Regions from separate parts of the Homo sapiens genome. Here region 2 is linked to region 1. A link is a contact called in ENCODE Hi-C or POLR2A ChIA-PET data. All regions are on one chromosome and are shown on one strand. The core of a region is the stretch at or near the end of the contact, and the rest is flanking DNA. Distances in the headings are between cores, read along the strand shown.

Region 1 (4,511 bases), core at 469-2,968:
GCAGAGGAGAAAGGGGACTTTAAAAATTATCAGGAATGATTCCTGAAGGATGTCACAGTTAAACTGCCTCTAAGGATGAATAGGGGTTAGCATGTAAAAGATAGAAGAGAAATCTAGGTCGATGAATATCATTTACAACAAACTGATGTTATGACAATAAATGTCCTTCCTGTTCTTGGAACTGCAATGAACAAAAATTTATAAATTTTAGGCAATGTTTTTCAACTCCCAAAACAAGGTAAGGAAATTGCAATGATGTCCTCTGTACTAAAGAATCCAGCTACAGAGTTCTAAGCCTGCTCCCTTTTTATGTCCAATTGGATAATTCCAAAAGGTATTATTATTTGCCACACTTGCTCTATTTACCACTTTTTCCTCACCAAACACACATAATCAGCAGCTGATAGTGGAAGAGATGGGGGAAGGACACAAAGGGGAGTACAATGGAGAGATGACTGAGCATGAAGTCAGCAGTCTAAAGCCCACCCACAGCTCCAACCGTCTCCCAGTCTCTGATCTTGAAAATAGCATTGAACCCCTCTGCACTTCAGTCCGCTCAGCTTTTCATTGGGACAGAACAATATCTTTACTTCTTGACAACATAATGAAGAGTAACAAATGAGAAATAAGGAAGTAATATAGAAAGTGTACAGCATTCTACAGATATAAGATATTACTATCTATATATAGGGTACATATAACAGCCCCGTCTGTGCAGAAATAATGCACACATCCATCTATATGCCAAGGGAATGAAGGGAGCATGTGCTGTTTCCCAAACTGATAAACCCCATGTCTGTTCAGTACATAGGTTCTGTACATTTCCTTTATAGTTCTTCATACCTGTAATAGTTAATGTTCACTTTCTCTGTTAGGTCTGAGATTGTATTATTCACTACCATATTCCCTGCACCTAGTAAACTGCCTGGGAATATGCTAGAGGGGAGGAACCGACATAGTTCTCAGTAAATCTAGTCTGACTAAAGAATGAAGGTTTTAAACCTGAATTATATGGGTTTAAACGGGTCAGCATTTTACTAGCTCTGGAGACATAATATTTTAATTGTACACAAAGCAATATTTGATTGAAGAGATTAATTTCCAGTGGCTTTTCTTACATGGTAGTTTTGGCCAGCTTTGATCCTTTTTGAACATGCATAGGAGTACTCTCAGCCACATTCCATTTCTTCAATGCACAGTTGTTAGATATCTACAATATAGGTTTATGGCATTTAACTATGTTCTGTGCAGAGAAACAAGAAGTATTTAATTGAAGCCTCCTATCCGTATAAAGTTATCTGGCCATTCAAATTAACGAGTGTTCAAGAGTGCAATGAGGAGTTCAGGCCAAAACAGTACAGTAGTTTAAAGGAAGGAAAGACATGGGCTAGTTGGGGAATGATTTCATGGTGCATTAAAATAATAGCCAATGTTTATTGACTTCTTGCCAAGTGCCAGGCATTGGCCTAACTCTTTTATACATATTAACTCATTTAATGCTCACAACAACACTTGACTTAGGTACCATTATATTCTCATTTTAAATTCAAGGAAATCATGGCTGACTGTGGCTTAGTAACTTGCAAATTTCCATAGCAATAGAGCTAAATCTGAACCTACGCAGTCTCACTCCAGCACCTACACTCTAAATCACTATAATATGCCTCCTCCAATAAACCTTCAGGGCTGAGTCAGATGTGATTAGTCAGAGAAAAACAAATAAGAATGGGGGAAGAGTGAGTAAGAGCAAAGGCATGGAGGTAGGATAAGAATAGCCCAGTCAGAATGTAGGTGTATTAGGCCATTCTTGCACTGCTATAAAGAAATACCAAAGACTGGGTAATTTATAAAGAAAGGAGGTCTAATTGGCTCTTGGTTCTGCAGTTTGTATAGGAAGCATGGTGCTGGCATCTGCTCAGCTGCTGGGGAGGCCTCAGGAAACTACAATAAGGGTAGAAGATGAAGGGGAAACAGGCACATCACATGGCTAGCACAGGAGCAACGGGGTCGGAGCTATACACGTTTCAACAACCAGATCTCATGAGCACTCACTCACTATTGGGATGACAGTACCAAGAGGATGGCGCTAAACCATTCATGAGAAATCTGCCCCCGTGATCCAACCACCTCCCACCAGACCCCCTCTCCAACATTGGGGATTACAATGGAACATGAGATTTGGGTGTGGATACACACCTAATCCATATCAGTAGGATTACAGCTGAGCAATAGCAGAAGTCTGATCTGGAAAGTTCAGATGAACTGATGCTATGAAGCCTTGAAAGATAAACTGAATAACTAGTAGAGACTGATTAATGAGAGTTCAGCCAAGTTTAAATATGTTAATACAGTGATGTGCAGAGGTATGCAATAGAATCTGTGCCTTCTGGCCTTTGAGGCAACTTTACTTTTCCAGAAAGAAGAGCATGCCCATCTCTGAACATTCTGCTTTGGCTGCCTCACAGCCATCCCTTGCCCTCTTCCTAACAGCCCTGATTTCCATGTGGGCATCCATCAGGCTCCATAGCTGGAGAGGGTGAATGAGGCTAAGCCAATCAGAGACTCTGGGCTCTCTGACAAAAGAGATAGTCAAATCTGCATTACCTTCAGACTTTTCCTTGAGGTGTTTAGACAAACAATGGGGTTGAGAGTAAGAATATAAGGCCAGAGGAGCTAGGCCAGGAATAAACCCGACTCACAGGGTAGAGCACAACAATGAGAAATGGAGCTCAGACTCTCATGATATCATTGATCTATGAATCCCACATGCCTGAAGCCCACCCAACTTCTGAACTTTTCAGAAAAGTGAACCACTATATTCTCTTTGTTATTTAAGCAGGTTTGAGTAGGTTATCTATTACTACAATAAAATAGTAAGTAATACACTGCTTCATGATAAGGATTTCACCTTGATTTTAGGACAACTAGAAGCTCTCTCTGAGCTGGGTGACACAGCTCATAATATTGTCTCCTTCTTTTCATGACCTGCTCTTCAGGACATCACCTGGACAAATCCCAGTGATTTTTTACAGTTCAGCCCTGAAGCCTCAAATCCCAAGTCAGTATCATCTTTCGCAGGACTGCTGACATCTCTGCAATCTGGAGCTTATAAAGACACTGGGGTGACCGAGGAATAGCTGTATATCATCCCCAGGGTTTTCACATCAAAGGACCCAGTGGAGGCCTCATCCTGTTCAAAATGACAAATTAAAATGAATCCCAGAGCTTTATTCTCTAAGAACATAAGACATGTTTTCTTTTTGAACATTTCATTGCACTGTCTTCAGAATCAAGCTCTCTAAAGAATGTTATTATACCTTGAGCTTCTTGACACATTTCCTAATAATTTGAAGCTTCTGACATTTATACAATAAAAGATTGCGCTCTGCAAAAGAAAAAAAAATCAATGAATCTTTTTGGCAATCGTCCTAAATCTGTAGAGATTAAGTTCACTTCCCAGACATTGCTATTTCATATCAAACACAGAGTCACGCAGTATAATTAAGATAGTTGTAGAACCATATATTTCATGCCCTAGCTGTCTGCTTTAAACTATCTTGGGAAGTTCAGAAATAATAGGGAAGCTACATCTTAACCAGAGTAATTACATTTGCTAAGCAGAATGGGATGAGCAAGAGCTATGTAAAAGAATAAAATAAATCCACCACAAAACCAAGAACTTCTACATTCATTCTGATATATAAACCTTGTTGATAAAAAAGAAAAAAAAATAAAGGGAATAAAAAGAAGAAAGGCTCACCTCCAGTTACAACTCCCAGGAGAATGACAGCTATTATTTCCTATTGAGTTGGTACTTACCACACAGAGCCTGAACAATTCATACAGAAAAATAAACCATAACATTCCTGTTTATTATTACTTTAGCTGAGAGGTGGTGACATTAAACAGTTCTGCACTGCTGCTATAAATCAGCAGGCTAGAGATGTTCTCAGCATGGGACTAGGACTCCTTGGAAACCACTCTCAACAAAGCAACCAGCTGTCAGAATTCTTCAAATTAAACTGTTATTACAGTAGTATTCATTAGTCAGTTACTGGCTATTAAGATATTTTTATATCAGCACCATTGACATTGGCTGTTGCTTTTTAATATGCAAGTTATATATAAACATGATTCAGTGGCTCATGTGAGGATGACAGCCTCTATTAGAGCTTGGTGTCCCCTGTCTAAAGGCTGCTACAAAGGGTTGCTGTCTTATCTGTGCACACTTAAATTTCTCTGGGAAGCTGGATGTTTGTTCTGGTGGTTGGAGTGGGGAGAGGGCTAGTAATAATATATTTCAACACTAGTGTTTGCTCAGAAAAGTGATAGCTCAACGTCAGAAATTATAACTCTTAAAACTGTTACTAAGCCCCTGATGACAGTGGTTTATGCTCCTCCAACTTGACACTTTGGGTTTCTGTTTGTCTGAGATACTGGGCATGTGTTTAACTTTTGCCTGAAGTCCAGAATTAAACAAAGGATGTAAAATGGAATATGTGGAGAAGTGA
Region 2 (4,424 bases), core at 353-2,852, 210 kb before region 1:
TAAATTGATGAGTAAATAAATTATAAAGATCAGCAATCCTTTCTAATTTATATGCTACTTAAAGGTGTTATAATGCAAAACTTGCTTGTAACATTTCCAGGCATTCCACTCATCTAAATTAAATACAATGCACATATTTGATGGATAGATTTGCTATTTATATTTATATATCAATGACTGCTTCCTTTACAAATGGCTAAACCACCCTCAAGTAAAGCAAACACAGAAAATGCATGATTATTCCACATTTTCAGCGAACCTATGGATGCATTTGATTTTATACACATTGGCAGAGTGCAGCCCTTATGTCTTGGAATAGGAAATTCACAAGCCGCCAAAGAGGAAGAGACAGCTCTCATTTTTTGTCTTTAAATACACTCTGTGTCTTTTCTTTGCGATTCATCCAGGCTTTTGCTTCTTATTTGTATTTTGTTTGTTCCTCTGTGAGTTGGAGGTTTTGTTTTTGTTTTCAATACTAAAGGGATGTCCATAAAAGGTCATATTACCATTGAAAATACTTAAGCTCTGTTTTTCCCCTTTCAGAACAATATATCACTTCATTTGCCTAAATTCACTCAGCTTTTGTGGGTTTTCACATGTGTTACTTGAGAATGTTGGCAGATCTGGAATTTTATGAGGAGAACTGCCCTAGAGGTTGCTTTTTTTCAAATCTTATGGAGAAGTTTCTCTCCACAGCTCTCCAGGCTCAGGTCACAAGCTTTCTTTGCAGCATGTCAGGAGGCAATTAGAGCATTTGTTCAGGCTGGAATGCCCTCTTCTCTCAGAGGCTGCTCTTACTGAATTTGTTGGGCTTTTAATGTAATGTTGAAATCTGTTCCTGCTTGACTCCTACAGCTGGTTTTGATCAGGCTCCTCTAAAGAGGAAGTTTCAATTAGCACAGCTCCAAATGTGCTCGGGAGGTATATTTTATGACTACTCAACTAACAGCACTCTTTGTTCCTAGTGGTGTGTGACTCCTTAACAAACACAGCCATTCGTGTGAGTCACGGAGTGACTTTATAGCAAGGCTAGGCTTTGCCAAAACCAGAAGAATGAGACAGCCAAATTGAATTAGTGGTTGAAACACATTAATTTATGCTAGATAAATGTTATTGTGGTCCCGTGGGCAAGTACTCAGGTCATAGGCTTTATGAACTATTTGCAGCAAGAGGGCTTGGTGGCAGTAAATCAGCTCTAGAGCAGGACTTTGCAGAGGACTTACAGCCACTTACTCTCCTGTTTCCTTAAATTGCCTCTGCCATTTTCCCCTCCTTCCACTGAGATAGCTCACCATTTCGTACACAGTTTGTGATATTTAACATATAAGCAGTTGGATTAATGATTTGTGTAGGCTTCGCTTGACTCTGGTTGAGATGTGGCCATCTATTATGCCTGTGGCCCTCGCCACAGGCAGCTGTGTGTTTATCATTCCAGACTACAGATCTCAGTGGGTACAGAGCTCTGGCTCAGCACCAGCTTTCGGAGTCCGTGCAGCTGTGCCGTAAATGGAAACCTTGATGCCTCAAACACAGCACACACAACCAAGTCCTGACAAGGCTGTTTCTCTTCTGGGAAGGAATTAGATCCACTTAAGGCTGGATTATTTCTAGAGTAAGAAAAGTAGAAATAAGTGTTTTCTGGCTGCAAATTGTGGCAAGTGAGAGATGATGCCAAGAAAGAATTATGCATAAATGATAGTGTTTAAACTTGTTTTTATGTGTTTAAATGTGTATCTGCCAAAAATCTGACAAGGCCTTCCTGTTGGCATTTTTTCAGAGAGAGACCACTCACACACCAAGCATTTTCTTAATAAAGAAATAATTGTAAATCACTAGCGTCTAGGCAGGTGATAACCAGTTGACCTTAAACATGATCTCTTGCAAAACCCGGGGAAAACAACGGGCTGGGTAAAGAGTGATGAATCACTGCCTCCCTCCCTCCAAACCACCAAAAATGCCAGAGCATCAGTCAAGTCCCTGGAAATTTAGTGCCATGAATAAGGGGCTAAGCTTCAGACTTACTTCTAGGTTTAAACACTCATGGAACCCTTCTTGGCTTGGCAATCTTGAGCAAATGGCTACTCTCTGTCTGTGTCCTCACATATGAAATGGAGATAGTGGTAATATCTACTTTTGCAGGGCTCTTTTTAAGATTAAAGAAGTTCATGAACGTAAGCCATTAACAAAGGGAATGAGGAACAAGGTTAGCCCTCAACAAACAATAGCTTGCGTTAATTATTGGTATTGCTGTTGTTACTGCTGTGGATCCAAAAGAAGGCCTTCTTTACCTTTTATTTTAATTCCCCAGTGGCTAGTGGAAGGAGCTGCTGGTGCAGTAGAGGTTACCTTTTCCTGGTATAATCTCTCCTTGTAGATGGAAGAATACCCAAGAGCCACTCACCATATTCTGTTCAGCCCGTTGACCTTGACCTGCCTAACCCTTTAGGCTTACACTGCTCTGATGTTTGCTTTTTATGTTTGAAGACAGCTGCTATGACATTTATCATAAATATTTAGCATACAGCAGAAAGGCTTGACACATGTCAGGTTCTCATCACATTTCTCCTGAATTCAATTTTGTGTTAATGAATGCCTATGTATGTGCTTAAAGCTCTATGTTTAGACTTTGGGATAAAACTTCCCCCAAATTCAGCACAATTTCCTAAGATTAGATAAATGATATCTTTTCCAGATTTAGAAAAAAAATGCTGTGTACCCTTTAATCCTGGAAAAACAAAAAGGAAAATAAATACAATCTAGCCTCGGGCCCTTTAAGTTTTCTGAATTAGTTGAATCCTACGTATGTTGCTCCAGCTCAGTTCTCAACTAAAACCCATTAAACTGTTCGGATTTAATGTATCTGTTGCTATGCATTCATTACCTGGTTACTTGGTTGATTTAAATTTTTAAAAAACACACAAATTTAGTCAAAACTTTTTAATCCATCTATGTGTATAAGCACATTAAAATATGTTTTTGTTCTGCTTCCCATTTTAAATTAGAGTTCCTTAAGAGCAGGTCCTGTGTCTTCTCAAACTCCAAAAAGTGTCTATAGCACCTTTTACAACATGTACCTACTGAATGTTAAATACAAAATGATATATGTGGCTTAATTTCCCATGGTCAATTTTACCTTCTAAGTCTCAAGCAGAATTTCTTATCCCATGGATTTTTTACTGAGTTACTAAGAAAAAATAAGTATAAAGAATGTCTCGTCTTCAATATTAAAAGCTCCACGAGAGCAAGGACTCTGTCTCCTTAGTTCTTCCTCCCTAGTTCATCCGAGTGCCTAAAATAGTCCTCTGGCACACATGCCCTGAAATATTTGTTGAAATAATTATTTTATTTTATTTATTTTTATTTATTTATTTATTTAGTTTGAGACGGAGTCTCCCGCCTGTCACCCAGGCTGGAGTGCAGTGGCATGATCTTGGCTCACTGCAACCTCTGCTTCCCAGGTTCAAGCGATTCTCCTGCCTCAGCCTCCCAAGTAGCTGGGACTACAGGTGTGTGCCAGCACGCCCAGCTAATTTTTGTATTTTTAGTAGAGACGAGGTTTCACGATATTAGCCAGGCTGGTCTCAAACTCCTGACCTTGTGATCTGCCCACCTCAGCTTCCCAAAGTGCTAGGATTACTGGCGTGAGCCACCGCACCTGGCCGAAATAATGGTTGAGTTAACAAAAAGTGGCTGAACAATAAATTAACTCTTATTTCTTCTTTGTGTTTTTTACTTCCTTCAAGTCACGTTTTCTGCTTATTTTTTTTCTCTACTTATTAACCTTGTAGTTTTTATTACTGAAATTACCTTCTCAAGGATCAATTTTCATGGAAAAAAGTAGAACTGATAGTATTAAAACAGTTTTATAGTAAACAAATGGTGAAATTTGCTTAACAAGTTGTCTTATGCCAAGGCTACTGGTTTTTAAACCACCACCAATAAATGTGTTTTTCTCTGGCACTTTCTGAGTAGCTCAAAATGCTAAGACGAATCCCTGGTATATTAACAGACTGGAGTCAAGTGTGTGACATGATGAAGAGCATCTGTCTCGGGCCAGGAGTCATGGGGGTTCATAAGCTTTCCATGAAGATGGCTCATCAATAAAAGTTCTATGCTTAGGATTTTGTACATTTTGTTAATTAGGGCAAAGCAATAGGCCTTTGTGGCAATTACTCAGACAGTGATGTAAAAAGATAGCCTGACAAACAAACCTCCATAATCCACTTACATCTCACAGAAGCCAAAGGGTTGGAAAAGCCTATTAGCAAGCTCTCTGCCTGTCTGTTTGGAGATGTTGTTAAATGGAGAGTCTGCTCAGCACCTGAGGCAGTCTGTTAATAAAGATCGTTTGTAGCAGATTTCTGTTCTATTAAGAATGGACGTAAAACAGCATAATTTAAAACATGTCAATAACTCAAGGCAAA

The links. Hi-C counts contacts between places; a loop is a spot of excess contacts on that map. ChIA-PET counts read pairs that join two places held with the same protein, here RNA polymerase II (POLR2A). Pooled maps may share reads with other maps.
Region 2: a loop to region 1 is called in a pooled map, with 2.6 times the contacts of the local background. The contact joins two enhancer-like sites. A Hi-C loop is called at or near these places in 1 of 168 maps with a recorded cell type or tissue (endothelial cell of umbilical vein) and 1 of 50 pooled maps. POLR2A ChIA-PET finds 5 or more read pairs at or near these places in 3 of 52 experiments (H1, WTC11 and activated CD4-positive, alpha-beta T cell).

Annotation. Positions count from the first base shown.
Region 1 is chr5:125,274,903-125,279,413 of GRCh38, reverse strand. The region is part of intron 4 of LOC101927421 (a long non-coding RNA gene); the gene reads right to left. Among named protein-coding and RNA genes, the nearest start is that of LINC02240, 220 kb to the left of the region's middle. Within about 2 kb of position 1,718, at least 2 of the 41 ENCODE cell types and tissues checked have a DNase peak (open chromatin) inside an H3K27ac peak, as active enhancers do; they include endothelial cell of umbilical vein, where a contact is called at or near this core.
Region 2 is chr5:125,481,894-125,486,317 of GRCh38, reverse strand. All of the region lies in intron 8 of LOC124901056 (a long non-coding RNA gene), which reads left to right. Among named protein-coding and RNA genes, the nearest start is that of LINC02240, 9.2 kb to the left of the region's middle. Within about 2 kb of position 1,602, at least 26 of the 41 ENCODE cell types and tissues checked have a DNase peak (open chromatin) inside an H3K27ac peak, as active enhancers do; they include endothelial cell of umbilical vein, where a contact is called at or near this core.